Linked DNA regions of Homo sapiens: region 2 is linked to region 1. A link is a loop called in an ENCODE intact Hi-C map of the cell type or tissue named here. Cell type or tissue: lower leg skin. All regions are shown on one strand. Each heading gives the region's core, and the rest is flanking DNA. Links, peaks and the distances in the headings are about the cores only.

Region 1 (9,365 bases), core at 3,024-7,023:
AGCTCATTCTGGACTCCTTATCTTCCTTCTCCCTGATCCCTTGACCTGGCCTTGGTGGCCAAGTACCGAGTGTTGGCTACCATGTCCTGGGAGCTTCAAGCTCAAAAGCATTGAGGCCTTAGGGTGTGGTGCTGGTAGGGCAAGGAAGACCAGTCCAGATGCTGGAGATGGAGAAGGGGACGAATAGAGAAGGTATCTTAGGGCTCCAGGGGCGTCCGAGTCTACTGAATGCTCCCATCAGGCTTTATCATGTATGCGCTAAGATCATCCTCTCATCCAGACTTTTTGTTTCTATTTATTATCTTAGCATAACGAGGAGGGGGGCTGGGAGAGGCATTTATGGATTCTGCTTCATGTGGTAGAGACACTGTGATCAATATAGTGGAGAAAACCATAAGCTAGGACTTGAAATCTGAGTTCTCTCCCAGCTCTGCTTTTTATTGGCAGTGTGATCCTGGGTGGGGCTCTCTACCTTTGTGGACCTCAGCATCCATAAAATGATATGGTTAGATCATTATAATTCCTAACCATTGAAATAGTCTTTGTTTTTGTGACTTGCAATTTGACTTGCCGTCCAACCCAGGGAAGGCGGGGTGGGAGATGGTGTCTGGAGGGCAACTTTCTGGGAGGATGCCACCCTGGGGGCCCAGTACAGCTCCCAACACATAGTGGGTGCTCAACCATCCAACACTGGTTGAATGATCTGGAGGCCAGAGTTCCTCTGAGCATGTAGAGCACGGGACACTTCTTAGATGCCACCTGTGGTCACTGAGACGTGTGGTTGGGAGGAATTCTGGTTTTGGGCTCCTGGCTAGGAGGGAGGCAATAAGCAGGTATCTTGAAAAGGTGGTAAGTTCAGGCCCTCTCAAGCCACAAGGACTCCCCCCAGTACTTAGACCTGCTGTGGGGACTAGCAATGTGTGAGTAACTTTTACGTCTCTCATTAAGTTAAACCTTTGCTAATTGGAGCATGTCAAGATCTAGTACCAGCCACCCACCTGGAGTGCTGCTTTCACTTGGGCAGGTCCATGAGGCGTAAAACAGGGAAAACACCTCAATGGCTTTGGACTCAACCTTTAGGGGTGTAGTAGTGGAGGAACAGTGCACAAAGGAGGAGAGAGGAGTGACCAGGGAGGCAGGAAGAATCCTTTGGTTTCCCTAAATCCTCTCTCATGCACATGCTCTTCCTTTTGCCTGTTTTCCTCTCCTGTTCTTCAACTGGCAAACTCTGTTTAACCCGGCTCCAGGGTCCTTTCCTTCACAAAGCCCTCCTGACCAACCCCAGCTGGGCTAGGTGCCCCTCTTTTTTTTCTTTTTTTGGGATGGAGTCTTGTTCTGTCACCCAGGCTGGAGTGCAATGGTGCGGTTTCAGCTCACTGCAACCTCTGCCCACCGGGTTCAAGCGATTCTCCTGTCTCAGCCTCCCAAGTAGCTGGGATTACAGGCACACGCCACCACACCTGGCTAATTTTTGTATTTTTAGTAGAGACTAGGTTTCACCATGTCGGCCAGGCTGGTCTCAAACTCCTGACCTCAAGTGATCTGCTCGCCTTGGTCTCCCAAAGTGCTGGGATTATAGGCGTGAGCCACTGCGCCCAGCCAGGTGTGCCTCTCATGTGCTCCTCTAGCAATCAGGCCTACGCCAATCATAGCACATTCTGTGATGTGGTCACAATCGATGTTCTTCCTGCCTCTTCCATGAGGATGATGTGGACTAAGTCCAGCTCATGTTGTTGTGCCTAGTGCCTGGCACAGTGCCTTGCACATGGTAAGTTCTCAGTCAACGCTGATTGAATACGTACGTCTTTCAGAGGCCAATCTGGTTATGTCCTCCTTGGCATGGAAAAGGAGAATGATGCCAAGGGGAGCAGCAGGGGCATCTGAGTCACACGTGGCCCCAGGTCCTGAGGCAGGCACAGGCATTAAAAAAGGAGGAAGGAACCTGCATACAGGACCCAGTTCTCAAGAAGAGTTCTCCTTAGGCTGGGCTCAGAGGCTCATGCCTGTAATCCTAGCACTTTGGGAGGCTGAGTGAGGAGGATCGCTTGTGCCCAGGAGTTGAGACTAGTCTAGGCAACACGGGGAAACGTCATCTCTACAAAAAATAAAAAAATTGCTGGATGTGGTGGTGTGTGCCTGTGGTTCCAGTTACTCAGGAGGCTGAGACGGGAGGATCACCGGACCCTGGGAGGTTGATGCTGCAGTGAGCCGTGATTGCACCATTGCACTCCAGCCTGGGTGACAGATCCTATCTCAAAAAAAAAAAAGGAGAGACCACCTTGTGGCTTGGTGCCCCCAGGCACGCACTTGGGAGGCAGGGCAGCAGGTGGTGGTGGCAATCCCCCCAGAGTGGGCCCTGGGGAAGGGGTTAGAGGGATTCTTCTACCAAAAATGGGAGGGAACAGCCAGCTAGCTGTCCGAGGTGGGGCTGAGATGTGCGGCCCTCGGAGTTCTCTCCTTATTGCAGCACCTCTAAACCTTACCAACGCGGCATATCATTATTTCTTTAATCTGTGTCTTCTGCAGTAGACTGTAAGTTTATGAGGGCAAGAATCCAGTCCACTTTGTTAAATTCTGGACACCTGGGGGCCCAGCCTGGTCCGCCGCGGATGCTCCTAATTTCAACATCATTTATCGAGCTCCACTGTGTGCCAGTTTGTGGGTCAGGCCCGGGATGTAGCACTGAGCAAGCCAGAAGCCTTGGCCTGGAAGGCAATGCCATTAACCTCTTTCTTTCTCTTCTCTATTTCCCTGTGACCTTGGCCCCATTCTTCCTCCCTCCCTCCCTTCCCCACTCCTTGTCTCTGCCCTCTCCCTCCCACAGAGCAATGTTCTGTGATGGTGCCCGAGATGCGTGGACTGAGCCCAGACCGCAGGCTGCCCGAGCCCGCCCCCTGCCCGGCTGCGGGGAGCCCTGAGCCCAGGTCCGCGGGCCGCCGCCAACGCCACGTCCTGGCCCTGCCGGAAGAAGAGGCATGGCGGCCCCAGCAGTGCGCTCTGCTCGAGGCCGACGCCTCGGACGAGGTGGGCATGCTGCCGGCTTCCCCGCGCGCCGCCTCTGGCTTCGACAACTTCTTCCAGGTGCAGGAGGGCGAGGGCCAGGGCTGGGAGGGCGCCATGGCACTGGAGGCGGGCTCCAGCCCTTTCCTGCCGGTGAGCCCCGAGGTCATGAAGCGGCGGCGCGGGGGCCTCATCGAGCAGCGCGACATCATCAAGGCCCACGAGGCGCACAAGATGCAGAGCACCCCGCAGGCCCGGCGCAAGGAATGGGAGTGAGTATGGCGGGGACGCGGGGGCGGGCATGGCTGGCTGGGCCTGAGGTCGGGGTGGGTTCCTGGAGCGGATGGGCCCCGTGAGGCCGCCCTGGAGGGTCGGGAGATGCTTTCGCTGTGCTGCGACTAACGAGAGGCTGGACCCTCTGGATGAGGTCCTCGTGGTCAGTCCCTGATCTCACCACCCGGCTGTAGGCCTCGTCCAGCCTCACTGAGGCGTTCAGCTGTCAGATGTGGGTGAATCAGCCTTGCCCCCAAGGCTCACTTGTTTTACTAAGAGCCTGTGGAGAAAGAACTGGGGTCTGTTTCATTCTCTGAGCTTTCCTGAAAGCCAGGGAGAATCCTTCACAACGTGGATCATCTATTTCATCTTTACTTCAGGAACTGCAGCTAACCCTGCCTTTTTAATATCCTCCTTGGATGAATGATTACATTTTGGGCACATCTCCAGTGGATGGAGGAAAATGTCCAAGATCTGTGTGGCCACTCCTGGCTTTATTTCTGCTCTGTTTGTGTAGGGCAAAAGGCCAACTTTAATTCACACCTGTTGAGAATTTTGGCTTTTTCTTCTTAGGAGTCCTAAATTAAAGGAAGATGGGATTTCACTTAATTCTCTCGGTTGCCCCAGGTTTTTGCTCCATAGAAGGACTTTGCTTTGTCCTGTGGATGCCGGAGTTTACTCGGCATGCTGGCATGCCCTGTGGTCTGTATGTCTTCATCTCTTCTTGCTTTAGATTGTTGACTTGCTAGATGTCATCAAGTACAAAGAGATTAGTCACAGATGTATTTTGATGGTGGTGGTCGTGGTGGGATTTACCTACTTGGTTTCAGTGAATGTTCTGGATGATACAAGTAGGGGTAAATGAGCTGATCTCTGTTTCATAAGGATGTTAATGTTTGTTAGTTCGCTCATTCATTCATTCAGTGAGTCCGAATGTATGCCGGGCTCCTGGGATTCAGAGAGGAGTTGGGCACAGCCAGCATTCAACAAATCTCTTGGTTGTTCATCTCTCAGCACTATTAGTATTTAGAGCCTTGCATACCTGTCTTTAAGTGCCAGGCAACATTCCAAGCACCTTACATATATCCACTCATGTTAATCTTCACCATAACTATGAGGTAGGTACAGTTATTAGCCACATGTAACCAATGAGGCACAGAGAAGTTAAGTGACTTTCTCAAGGTCACGTGGATAACAACCGCATTGTTACTGTGATTTGATATTAATTAGTAATTTGAACCCTGGCAGTCTGGTTGTGGAATCCATGCCTTTAACCATGATGGCACAGTGCCTTTCATTCTAACTCTCAAAGTACTTCTCTCAACAACCTATTGAGATGCCATGGTAAGAGCACTGGTGTTGGGGTTTGGAGACTTGGGTCTAATTCCCAGGGTGACCTAATTAGTGGTGTGACCTTGAGTAAGTCACCTCATCATGACTTCGAAAGACAAGTAGGAGGGAGTAGACTTCCTTTAAATACAATGCAGCTCTGATAGCTGGCCTTTCTTCATATTTAGAAGTACTATTTTTTAATGCACCTCCATCTTATCTTTCTAAGAGGACCCTGAACAACTTGAGGGCTGAGACTGTCATGCACATTGTTCATGTCACTCAATGCCTATCATCTGGCCTAACCCAAAAAATCCCACAATACTCAATGAAAAACTAGCTTTACCATGACTAGCAATGTGGAAATAACTTTTATGTCTCTAAGTTAAACTTTACTGATTGGAGGATGTCAAGATCTAGTACCAGCCACCTACCTGGGGTGCTGGCGGGGATGATTGGGAGACTGTTTTCACTTGGGCAGGTCCATGAAGAGGTAAACCAGGGTACACACATCAATGGCCTTGGGGAATGTCAGCCTTTAGGGGTGTGGCAGTGGAGGAAGAGCACATGAAGGAGGTGAGAAGGAGTAGAAGGAGGTGGGAGGGTAACCAGAGGGTATAGGGACAAAGAAGTAAGGAAAATGGTGTGTTCAGAAGGAAGGTCATCATCTCCATAGAATGTTGCTGAGAGGTCAAATAAAATGAAGATAGAGAAGGAAACACTGGCTTTGGCAACACAGAGATGACCTGAATGGGAGTAGTTTCCACAGGGCGATGGGGTCAGTAGCCCAGTTGGAGTGGGTTGAAAAGAAAATGGGAAGTGATAGAGACAGTGATGTTGCCCCATCCTTCTCTGCTCCCCAACACTCACGGCCTCATCATGGCTTTTCCCCTCACCACCCAAATTCCTTAGCCTCATGGCTCTGTACATGCCTTAATTTGATCTTCTCCACACCCCTCCCCAGTTCTACGAACCCTAATGTTACTGAGCAAAGAGGGCTTGCTGCTCGGGGCACTAGAAGCCAATACTACAGCACTGGGTTTTTGAGAAGAGAAGCTTTTTATTGCATGTCAATTCACAAAGAGACGGGATGTCAAGCCCAAATCTGTCTCTCTGTCCTCGCTTCAAGGCAGTATTTTCATTAGAAAAGGTTCAAGGGATTAGTAAGTGATTGGTGGAGGGAAAGGGGAGGTCTGGAAAGTCCTTGGACATGCTCAGTTATCTCTTCATGCTACCTCACAGGTCGCATGTGAAAATTCTTGAGGACTTAGTATGAAACATGTCATGGAAGTTCAGGCTGTGGTGTCAGCAGGCTTGTTCTGCAGACGCCAGTAGGCCAGGCCATCTTGGTTCCAACCGATGTCAGCCAGTTTTTTCTTGATCTCACGTTGTGGGGAATTTCAGCATTTCTGCAAGTTGTTTCTTTTCTTATCTGCCATTCTGCAAGCTCAAGAATATCTGTTAGTCATTGGTTTCTTACTCTTTGGGGCACAGTTTCAGCTTCAGCTTTTCAGCAGGTTGTTTCTTTTCTTATCTGCTATCCTGTAAGCCAAAGAATGTAGTCATTGGCCTCTTTAACTCTTTGGGGCACGGTTTCACTAATACACTGTCTGGCACTCATGTTTCATCATCAGCAAAGTCCTGTTCATCCTCCTCATCTTCTCTGGAAGTCCCCTTCACTCTCTTATTTCTGCTGGAGCCTCCCCCCAGGAATGCGGCTTGCTCTGCAGCTGCCTCATGTGACAGCTGCTTTCCCTTCCACGCTGCCTTGGACCCTGGAGTCTAGAGAAGCAATTTGCTCCTCACTATTGCTTCCAGACCATTACTCCCCTCTCCTGTCCTAAAAATGCCAGCTGTGGCGTGCATGTCATCAGATAATACCACCTACTACCCCTCGTTGCCACCATCTACAAACTCCCAAGTCACTTGCTTCATTCCAGGAAGAATGGGTTAGCCCTGGGTTTACTGCCTCTCTTCCCCACGTCTTCAGCTGCTGGCAGTTCTTAGTGATTTCAGTATCCATGTAGATGACCCTTCCTGCACCCTGACCTCTTGGTTCCTTAGCCCCTTCTGTTTGGTGACTTTGCCTTCTTGCTTCCTGCTGACAGCTCACCTCCATGGTCTGCCTGGACATTGTCGTAACTGCATTACTCCATAATCTCGGTTTCAAGCATCCCACTGTGTGATCACCCCCTCTTTTCTCTCCACTCCCTCTAGTGCTCAGTTCCCAAGATTCTTTAATCTTACTGCATCCACAAGACACTGATCCTATTACCTTTTCACTATCCCCTTCCCCAGTCATGTCACCATTTCCCATCTTATCAAACTGAACTCCATCATAAGCACCAAACATATTTTCCAGATAAAATAGTGACCTTTCACTTGAAGTCTCCTCCTACCCTCTCAAGCTCTTTCTTCTACCAACTTCTAAGATAGAATGAATCATCCACAAAGGGCAAGAATGCTGGAGCTCAAGTTGGTTTCTAGTGTACTTCATGCTTCACCATCATTATAATCTCCTTATTTTCACCCTCAACTTTGTTGTCCCTCTGCTGCTTTGTTATACCTTGTCTGGCAAGACTTCAGCCCTGCTAAATCCCACTTTCCCCTATTCTTCATGTACATATGGGCAGGTGACCATAGCTATAGAAAAAGTCACAACCACGCCGATTGACCTCACTGTGAATTGATGACTGCCACCTCCAGTTGGCCCTTAGTCCTGCCCAGAAATCTTACTACTTTTCCCTTTTCTATTCACTCTCACACTCCTCTAGAGATTATTTCACATGCTTTTCCCTTAACTCTCAAATCCCATCATTTCCTGCCAGCTCGCTCCTAGCTCATGACTACAATTGCCTTCCTACTTCACTGGGAAAATAGCAGCAATCAGGAGAGGCATGTACAGGCTCCATCCACTGCACTGACCGCCTGCTGCATCTGGTCCCTGGTACCAGGCCTTTACCTTCTGTTACTGTGGACTGACCACCCCTCAAGTTCCATGTGGAGTCTGTTGCCCATGTAGAGAAAAATGAGCCCCTTTGTTTATTCTGTCTCCATTTTTTTTTCTTACAATTTTCTCTGGAACCCATTCCAATCAGGTCTTTGTCCCAGGCAAACAAACAGCTGTTGACATGGTGACATTGGCCTTCCCAAGGCAGAATCCAATGGGTGTTCCTTCGTGTCCATCTTCCTTGACCTAGCAGCAACATTTGATCACTTCCTCTTTCTTGAAACTCTTTTGTCCTTATTTTTTATATTTTATGTTTTTTTAGAGACAGGATTTTGCCGTGTTGCCCAGACTGATCTCAAACTCTTGGCCTCAAGTAATCCTCCTGCCTCAGCCTCCTGAGCTAGGAGTACAGGTGAAAGTGTTTTGTCACATGGCTTTTACGATACCCACTCTTGGTTCTCCTCCTATGTTGTGGGTTGCTTCTCAATCTCTTGCTAGTTTCCACTTCCTTTTCCCAATCCTTACTAAACACTGGATGTCCCAGGGCTTGGTCCTCAGCCTGTTCTCTTCTCACCAGTGCTTACTTCCTAGTGCTCTTGCCCAGTCCCAGACCTTTGGTTAGCATCGTATACTGCTGACCTCTAAATTGGTGTCTGTACTCAGGACCTCTTCCCTGAATTTAAGATACCACCCACTTATTCACCATCTTTACTTGTACATCCATCGACATCTCAAGCTGAACATGTCTAACATCAAAATATTGATTTCTCTCCAAACCTGCTTCTCTTGTAGTTTTCTCTTTCATTAAACCTACATTTTTTCTGTTGCTGGGGCCAGAAATGTTGAAGTCATTTTGATTCTCACATTGACACTCAATTCTTGCCAATCCCCAGTGTCTCCCCCCTCAAAATGTATCAGATCACCATTCACCACCTCTGCTGCTGTCTCCCTGGTCCAAGCACCTTTTATTATTTTTATTCCACACACGTATATGATACTAGATGCCCAGCACTATTCTAGGTACTTTATAAATATTAATTAATTTATCCATGTAATAATTGATTGAAGCTGGTACCATTATTACCATTATTGTCCCCATTTTTGCACTTGGGGGATAGAGAGTTTAAGTCACTTGCCCAAGATCATAATGTCAACCACCTCTTAATGAGCCTCCCTGCCTCTGCCCCTCCCTGCTAGACTCTGTTTCCCCAACTGCAGCTAAAGATCCTTACTTTTTCTTTTTTGATTCACAAAGGATTTAGAAAGGTAGAACAAGTAGTTTCTGTCCAAGAGTCTTAAGAAATATTTCATATCAGTCCTTAGCTCAGTGCATGATTTCCATCTTCTCCCTCTTCCCCCTGCCCAGCCAGCCTCCTAAAGATGCATGAATGTCTTTGGTTTGATTTCTTCATCTTTCCCCTTAACTCATTCTGCACTGGCTACACTGGTCCCTTGTTATGCCTTGAATGTACTCAGACCTCCCACATCAGGCCTCTGCCTTTTGCTGGTCCCTTTGCCTAGAATGCTTTTCCCATTTATCAGGATGGCTCCTCTCTCATTTCATTTAGGTTTCTGCTCAGAGAGAACTTCCTGATCACCCTATTTAAATAGCATTCCCCCATTGTCACTCTCTTTCCCTCTTTATTTTGCTTTATTTTTCATCATAGCCCTTATTGTTTCCCCAACGGACACACAAACACACACACATACATACAAGCACAGATATTTTGCACTGGAGTGCAAGCTTCTTGAAAGCAGGGCCTTTGTCTTACCTTCAGGGTCCAAAACAGTGCCTAGTGTGCAGTTGACTCAC
Region 2 (9,365 bases), core at 2,200-6,199, 52 kb before region 1:
CTGGCCATTCCTTGGAAAGTGCCTTGGGTATGCTATGTTTGATCAGTGGCTTAGCCACTCACTAACTGTTGGAGTCCTTGATAAATTCTTTACCTTTCTTGGGTTTAGTTCCCTGTTTGTAAAATAGAGGCTTGGCCTGATCATTCACTGAACAGGTATTTATGGAACACTGGGTATGTGCTAAATGCATAGCATGTACAATCATATTGATATAAGACACTGTCCTTTAGCTGGGGGAGGGGCATGGAGTTTGGACAGGAGACAGAGACATATAAACAAATAAGTACAAGGCAAAGTGTACAGCATGCTAAGGGAACAGAGGGGAGAGATGGAGTAATTATACCTGAGAGGGTTCGGAAATGACACACTGAAGAAAGTGACGTTTGCACTTGGCCTTAACATATGATCTTTTTAGTGTACAAGGTGAGAAGGCAGAAAAAAACAGCGTGGGCAAAACCACAGAAGTTTGAACATGGCATGGATATGGGGCTTAGCAAGCAGTCCAGTGTGGCTGAAGGGAGAGGTGATGCTGGGGAGGAAGCTGAAACCAGCTAAATGAGTTCACTAGGCCATTGTAAGCGGGTGGGCTTCTGCTCCCACTAAGAAGCTAGAAGTAGTTCCGATACTCTATGGCTCTGTGCTTCCTCTGCTAGTTTGGATATCCACCCAGAAGTGTGGGTGATAGGGGGTTTTAAAATTCCTCCCGAGCTTCCCTGGTCTTTTCTCTGAGACGTTTCTAAGATTAAACTGTGTAGTGGGTACTTATCTCTAGTCACAAATTTAGGTGTGTAAGAAATGTAATTTTATTTATTTTTCTATAATACAACTTATTTCTATAATACATTCCTATTCTGCTAGAGAAGAAACTTAACCTCACTGAATTTGGGATCACCTCCTTTCCTTACGATTGTAGCTAACTTGGGGTGCATGGGGGAGCATCGGTCATGAATTCACACTGGCAGTTGCTGAAATGTCTACATTGCTGCCCAGCCTTACTTTCACTGCTGAGCAGTTTTGACTCTCCCTCTCTCAATGCAAGGCTGCTCTAGGTCTGACTCCCTCTCTTCTGGTGCACGGGAATCATAAGGGTTTTGCTGCTTCCATGACACCTCGGGCCATAGGGGCAGCACCACAGGGCTATCTAAACCCTATTTCTGGTACAGCCTTTAGCAGAAAAGAGTTAAACATAGGGTTCACCCTAAAAAACATAGGGTTTACCCAAAAAGTTAAACATAGGGTTACCGTATGACCCAGCACTTCCACTCCGAGGCATATACCCCAAAGAACCAATAACATATAACCACACAAAAACTGGTACATGCCTGTTCATAGAAGCATGATTTCTAATAGCCCCAAAATGAAAACAACACAATGCCCATTAGCTGATGAATGGATAAACAAAATGTGTCATATCCATACAAAGAATTTAGCCATAAAAAGGAAGGGAGTACAGATACATACTGTATCATAGATATGAACCTTGAAAACATTATATTAGGTGAAAGGAACCAGACATAATGGCCATATACTGCATGATCCTGTTTGTTTGGAATGTCCAGAAGAGGCAAATCTGTAGACCAGAGACTAGGGGTGGGGGAGAATTGGGAGTGACTACTCACGGGTACAACAGGTATGGGCTTTCTTTTAGAGGGTGAGGAATGGAAATGTTCTGGAATTAGATAGTGGTGATGGTTGTAAAACGTTGTGAATATACTAAAAACCACTGAATTGTACACTTTAAGGTGGTGAATTTTATGTTAAGTGAATTATATTTCAATTTTGAGTACTGAAAAAAACCCTCACAATCTTCTGGACACCCTTTACAAAATATTTCTGGACACCCTTTACAAAAATATTGTTCTACTACCATATGTGGCTCAGCCTTTACAACTATATCTTTTCCAAGATCTTGTTGCCCCCTAGGGTTCTACCTGGGAAAGCGGGCAAGGACCCACAGTGCTCTCAGATCCCTTAAACCTGTGGGGAGAGTGACTCTAGTACCTTTGAAGGGTGGGAGGCAGGACACAGGGTTCCTCTTTCTTAGGGACCTAGTACATCTTTCCACTCCTTGCTTCACAGGTGGCATCTCACCACTCCCAGTCACCCTCACCACTCACCACTCTGAGAGCCTTCTTCATGTGGTCTCCTCAATCTGTGGCCTAGACACTGAATCCTCTCTGCTCCTTTCTGAGGGCTGGGCTTTGAAGACCCAAAAGCCAAATCTAACTCTTTCTCTTCCTTTGTAACTCCTCTGTGTCTTCCTTCCCTGAGGCAATGTACTGTCGTAAGCAGACTCAATGAGGGAAGGACAGAGGAGCATAGGGAAATATGGAGGTGGGCTTGGAAGTATTTAAAATGGTTAATATTTAAAAATATTGTTCTACTACCATATGTGGCTCAGTCTTCTACTTTGGGCAGGGACCCCTTTCCTGGATGTAGCAGGGAAGGTCTCAGAGGTTTCACAAGGCAGGAGATTTGGCTGCTAGACTCCTTTTCCCATGACTCACTGGGAAAACTCCCAGATTATTGTTAGAAGAAGATGGAGTGGTTGCTAGAGGGCTGGCCCTGGGCAGAGGCAACATGAAAAGGGGCCTTTTCATGCCCCCATAGTCACCCCATTGAGGCAGCTGTTTATTCTCTTCCCACCTCTCCTGCAAGCCTTTCTTCCTCAACCTGTTCCCCTCCTACAGGTGTCTGCCTTGGTGCCCCAAGTTCTGCCTGTGACTGTCACTGCTCTGTTTGTATCTGAGGATGTAAGGGGGAAGGGGATTAGACTTGATCTTTAAGTCCCCTGGATGGTTCTGATATCTACAAGCTGAATAGCTTTGGGCAAATTACTTAACAAGACTCAGTTTCCACATCTATAAATGGTGGTATGATTCCTTAGCTTATACAGCCTCTCCAGTCTAGACATTAATGATTATTAGATTTGTTAAGTGTACATACTACTCAGCATAGTATGTGGCACATAGCAGGAGCTCATTAAATGGCTATCACATTGATTATAATTACTAGGTTGCAGTCTTGAGCTAGTCATTTGCCTTCTCCGAGCTTGTTTCCTCATCTGTAAAATGGGGCTAATATTACCTCCTTCATAGGACTATTTTGAAGCATCTGGCATCCAGTAGGTATTAAATGAACCTTAATGGACCTTTTTCCAGCAACTTCTGATCCAGCTGTTTTCTCCAGCAACTTCCAATCCTTCCTCATCAGAGCCCAAAAGGAGAAGTGCTTTGTCCCAATCATGAGCACACAGCTCTGTGTCTGTCAAACTCCTGACTCTTTCTCCCTGGAGGCCCAAAGTCTCTTGTGTTTTCCTAGTAGGTGCAGAAATGGAAGAATGGACTGGTATGTGTGAGTCCTTTCTGCTGTGGATGGCAGCAAGACCTCCTCATTACGGGAATGAGTTCTTGCCTTTGTTGCTGTTTCCCACGTGGATACAGGCTTCATCTGGCCTTGGCTTTGTCGGTCCATAGGTATGTAGTCTCCAGTGAGGAACTCAGCTTCTCCAGACCTCAGTTTCCTTGTCTGTAGAATAGAGATGATGATACTGTTTGCCTCACACATCTTACAGGCTTGTTGCTTGAAACTAATGGAATGATGAATGTGAAAATACTGTGAGCTCTGTAAAATGCTGTAAGGGATTATTCTCCTGGGATACCTGACTATCTAAAGTTTGCCAATGCTTTGGAAACACAAATGTCTCCCAGAGGCAGCTTGCTGGGGACCTCATGTCAGTAGGAATTAGAGTGAAATATGATGGGAATAAGACTTAGAAACAAACATCAAGGAAGGGAAACGGGGGAACCGGAGCAAATGTGAAAGAGGAGATGGGAGAAATGAAAACCAGACTCTTTTCCTGTTTTACAGACTTGTTTGCAGTTTTGCCTTGGGCTGACCTGACCCCTAGGCTGTAACCCTCCCTCTGGGAGTCCTCCTTAGGATCTCGTTATAAGTTTACTGAAGACAAGAGGCGTGGAGAGAGGGTGGAGGTATCTGTGAAAGGACATAAATGTCCCATCATAGGTCTGACATCATGCCCCATATAGGCCCTCAAGGGCTCTGTGGACATAGTTCCCCCTGGGGGACCATCTACAGGGGACAAATAGACCTGTATCATTTCTGATTCCATCCCCTAAGTCTTGAGGGCAGATTTTTGTGCCTAGTCTGGTGCTGAAGGTTATAAAGAAGCCTAAAATCTCATCCCTGCTCTCAAGGGTACTCACAATCTCATTAGGAAGATGAGAAGTAGATATGGGAAAACTATTACACAAACCAAAAACCAGAAACAAACCCGCTTGTGAATACCTGCCAAAATGCGCGTGTGGGATGTCTATTACTATAATACCTCAGAGGAGAGAAATAGTCCTAGCCAGCATGGCTAAGGAAGGAAGTAGAGAATCCATGTTTGAAAATAGTGGAAACTAAATTTGGATGGTGTTTTAGGTCATATCCCTAAATGCAGACCTCGAAATAAAGATTGATATGCAAATGACTTACCAAGGAAGTGCTTCGAGGAGACAGAGGTAAGGGACTAGAGGGGCAGGACAAGGTGAGGAGAACAACAAGTAGGGGTGCAATTTCAGGTGACATCCCAGCCTCAGCCTGACCCCTCAGGGAGCTCTGGAGCATAAATTGCACAAAACAGTTTGTCAACCAGTAGGCAAGGGTGGTTGACATGGACCCTGTCCATCAGTCATTGGCTATATAGGTTGCTGCAGGGCAGAAAGAGACTCCCCTGGTCTCTGGCTCTCTGCATGATGATGTGGGAAGTTGCCAAGCCCAATAAGGTTGCAGGTGCCAGCCATCAGAAACAAGGCATGCAGAAGCTGTGGTTTGGTGCATGGAAGTGGTGAGAGAGCTCTGGGAAGGGCAGCAACAGACTTCACTACGGATAGGAGAGGTGGGGCCAGAGTATGGGATGTCTTCATCACCAGAGTTAGAAGTCTGAACTTGGTCCTCTGTTCACCATAAGCCCTTATGAATTCCTGAGGAGGTGACTGGCACATGGAAAAGAGAAAGATGAAACCAACAGTGATATTCACGGGGACTGGAGGTGGTAGAGCCTGGAGGCAAGTCAGGCTAGGCATGCCCTTCCCATTAGGGCCTTTGTAATGGCTGTTCCAGATTGCCTGGAATGTTTATTCCCCGTGACTCTGATTGGCTCCCTCCCTTACCTCCTTCAGGTTTTTGCTCAGATTTCACTTTTGCATCAAAGCCTTCCCTGACTCTTCCATTGAACTCTACATTGTGTGTCTTCTTTATTCACCATCCTAAGCGCCTTTGTCCAGCTTTTTCCATAGTGCTGGTCAGCAGCCATTGTATTTTACACCACACTTGTTTATGATGCCCGTCGTTAATTGTCTCTTGTCCTTAGAATGTGAGCTCTGTGTGGGCAGGATCTCTGTTTTCCTCACCGATTCATCATGAGTGGGTCAGGAGTGCCTGGCTCATGGCAGGCACGCAGTAAACATTCTGTACAATGAATCACTGTGATCAGAGGTGGGATGGAGGCTATCCCAGAAGGAGCCAGATTGGAAGGCCAGACCTCAGAGATCTTATACAGAAGAAATAACAGGGATGGATGGTTCAACACAGGGGTTGAATTGCAGGAAGCTACAAGAAAGATTACGAAGATCTGGACAAAGGAAGGTAGAATGATGCTGTGTCCTTGGTGAGTAGCTGTGCCCAGGTAGTTGATGTAGTGGCATGGAGGGGACAGAATTCCGAGTGGAGCAGCATGTTGAGGCGATATACAATACAGTGTGGTTCTGGGGAGCAAATTTTCCCTTGAGGGTGCCATGGGGTGTGGGAGGAGAAAGTAGTTGCTTTGGATCCTCTTGGGCTCCAGTCTTCCACCTCTGCAGGGAAAGCCAGGTGCTTTGATAGGAGTGGGCAGGAGGCTTTTCCTGCTCCCCTGCCCATGGCCCCCTTCCTGCCAGCAGGGCTGCTGGGAGAATGAGTGGTTTCCTGGCCTTTCCTCTGTACAAGCCTTTGGAAGCGTTCGTTAGCCAAGCCACCCCTGTCCCATTGAGGGGCCTGGGAGGTCTCATTCACCCTGGACATGTCTGGGTAGCAGCACTGAGCACGTGCTTTGGGAGGTAGTGCTGGTTAACACTCCCAGTGAGTGTGCATGACTGTGAATGAAGGTGAGGACAGCCTGCTATCAGGATGGCAATCCTAGCTTTTTTTTATTTTTTATTTTTATGAATCAATGTCTCACTCTGTCACCCAGGTGGGAGTGCAGTGACGCGATCATGGCTCTCTGCTGCCTCAACCTCCCAGGCTCAAGTGATCCTTCTGCCTCAGCCTCCCACGTAGGTGGGACTATGGGCATGTACAACCACACCTCGCTAATTTAAAAATTTTTATTTTGTAAAGACAGGGTCCTGCTACGTTGCCCAGGCTGGTCTTGAACTTCAGGCCTCAAGCAATATTCCCGCCTTGACCTCCCAAATTGCTGGGATTACAGGCATGAGTCACTGCACCTGGCCGATCCTAGCCTTTGAGGGTTACCTGGCATTCGGAGACAGTTGGGTAAATCTGATGATGGGGTCAGGGCAGCTGCAGCCTATTGGCTTGATTTGTTGTTGTTCTACTGAAAAAGTAGCAAGGGGAGGCCTGGGCCGGGGTGGTCAGTTCAGTGGCTGCCTTAGACACTGTTCTCCCTTTCTAACCTGAAGCCAGGGTCTGGACAGGGAGGGGCATCCCAGCAAGAAGTTCAAGGAGCTGTATTTGCTTTGTTGGGCACAGGCCTTCTTCTCTGTGGCTGGGGCCATGGACCTGCTCTGGTGTCCTGACGTTTAGCAGGAAATGGCACCTAGGCACAGTTGGTAGTCTTTTAAGGCAGATGATGGAAGTGCTGGTAGCTACAGCATCCTCACAGAGGAAGTGGACAAGGGGGCTAGGGTAGAGAGGAGGATTAGGGCAGATGTACTGTGCAAACTGGCTGGTGAGCACAAGTGAGATGGTTCTTGGGGACCTTCTGCTGTAACTGGGGAGATGTTGCAGGGGACCAAAGGCCTGCCAGAGCCTGTGAACTTGAGGTGTTCTGTTACTCTGACTCTACATCTGTGGGCTGGGGAGAGGTGGAGAAAGGCTGATGAATGGAACCTGGGCCTGGGGCCTCCAGAGAACAGGACTCCCCTTGGGGACCTGGTTCTCATTTGACTATCCTCTCTGAATGCCTATTCCTATCTGACACCTTCCATTTTAGGGTTGGAGGAGAGTACTGAAGCACCTCTCACACATGACCTCTGTGGTGTTGCATCCTTCCTTCCATCTCTCCTATTCTTGCTACAGGGGTCTGTGATGGCCTTTGGTCCATGGTATCAGACGCTGGCTCAAGGCAATGCAATGTGCTAGAATCTGATTGGATTTACTTGCTTTGCAGGTTGCACGAGACCTAGTTGTCTCAAGGTAAGAGTCAATAAGTACATCTTATTAACTGATTTGACCTGAGGCACTTTGAGGGGTCCTGTTGTAATCTTGCCACTTTCCTCTGCTTTTCTCATTTATCCCTCTTTTTTTGCAACTTGAGAAGTAAAACAGCAGCCTACCAAGGTGAGGCCACAGTTGCAGGGATAACATTTGAGCCAAGGCTTCATAAGGGCTGCTGTAGGAGGGGAGAGCATCCTGGCACTTTAGTGGGCTACGTGGCCGACTGCAATTGCAAGGATTAGCAGTGTGAGCCCTGATCCTGCTACCTCTTTGCTGTGTGACCCCAGACAACTTGCTTCACTTCTCTGAACCTGAGACCTGCCTCACAAAAATGAAGAGGAAGCATATATGCCTTTATATTGGGTAACTGAAGAGTGATAGATTAATACTGATAATAGTGGTAGCTATCATCCTTTGAAGACCCCTGTGGTGCTTGGCACTTAACCTGTATGATCTATAATTCTCATAAGCAGCCATCTAGGGGTACTTTTATTTCCATTTCATAAGTAAAGGGGCAATGGCATGGAGTTTTGCATCCCTTAAAACTTGTTCCTCTTTCCATTTTGTGATTCTGTGTCTGTGGTGAAGGAGGCCTTCCCTGCCTAACGTGTCCTATTAGCTACTTTGGGAGCTACCGATGGGTGGGCCCAGAGCGGGCCCTGGACACCTGGCTTCCTGGGACACCTCTGCGTCTCCTACCTCTCCCATCCCTGGAGGTTGCCACGCAAAAGAGTGTTGTGGTTGCGCCTTCTGATTTGGGTGCCCTGTCGCTCATCAGGATCAAGGCAGGTTCTTAGCAAAATTTAGAATTTGTCAAAGATCTTTGGCCTGGTGCCTCACCCAAAGTGCTGTTTAAGAAGCTCTTTTTTGAGTTGAATTGTCACCGTCTCATCTCTCCTTTCAAACTAATTTTTTTTTTTCCTGTTTGGGTTCCAGGAATTTTTTTCTCAGCTTTTCCCAGGACCTCCTGGATATTTATTTCTGCTGTGCACTATAACCTTGCAAAACATTTAGGGATCTCTAGCTTGTCATCTCAAAGGGGTATAGACATTGGAGTTGTAGAAGAAATTAATAAAAATAAAGCTTGAAACTTTCCAGACGAACTTGATTTGAATTAATAATCAATTATTTATATTTATATAACTATAATATTATAATACTATAATATATAATATATAACTATAATATAATTATATAATATATGATTAATCAAATATAACAAATTATTACTAATGAATAACTTCTAATTATAACTTTAATTAGATATTAAAATAGCAGAGAGTAACTAGTTGACTACTTAAAAATGTTTCATAAGAGATGGGTAAGATATGGTAAAGTAGCTTTTATATTTTAATCATTTTCAAATGCAATGAATATAATTCTATTCCAGAGTCATAGAAATATGCCAATTTATTTATAATTTACTTTGGTTTCTTTGAAAATAATGCTTTATTTCTCATATAGTCTTCAGAATAACTTTAACAATGCTTTTGATAGATTGTCTTGTGAAGTAGTTGACAAAAAGAAAATTGGCCAGGCATGGTAGCTTGCCCCTGTAATCCCAGCACTTTGGGAGGCCAAGGCAGGCAGATCACTTGAGGCCAGGAGTTCGAGACCAGCCTGGCCAACATGGTGAAACCCTATCTCTACTAAAAATACAAAAATAAGCTGGGTGTGGTGGTGCACACCTGTAATCCCAGCTATTGGTGAGCTAAGGCATGAAAATCGCTTGAGCCTGGGAGGCTGAGGTTGCGGTGAGCCGAGATCATGCCACTGCACTCCAGCCTGGGTGACAAAGAGAGACTCTGTCTAAAAAAAATAAAATAAAAAGAAAATGTGTCATTTAGACAGAGAAAGAGACTCTGTCTAAAAAAAAAAAAAATACATCGCAAATCTACCAGAATACCCAGAAAGAAGGTATTTAT

Evidence for each region. Hi-C counts contacts between places; a loop is a spot of excess contacts. Peaks named below come from ENCODE experiments on the same cell type or tissue, not always from the same donor. Only the 100,000 strongest peaks of a DNase experiment are listed, where the experiment ranks them.
Region 2: it touches region 1 in a loop (9-fold over the local background); 4 of 110 quality-filtered maps call a loop at or near these places.

The regions. Positions count from the first base shown.
Region 1 is chr1:181,410,309-181,419,673 of GRCh38, forward strand. It overlaps a transcript of CACNA1E not described here. Among named protein-coding and RNA genes, the nearest start is that of CACNA1E, 69 kb to the right of the region's middle. In lower leg skin, for the core only: no CTCF peak of the experiment used is centred there; DNase peaks (open chromatin) are centred at 3,323 and 5,093.
Region 2 is chr1:181,358,978-181,368,342 of GRCh38, forward strand. It overlaps a transcript of CACNA1E not described here. Among named protein-coding and RNA genes, the nearest start is that of CACNA1E, 120 kb to the right of the region's middle. In lower leg skin, for the core only: no CTCF peak of the experiment used is centred there; no DNase peak of the experiment used is centred there.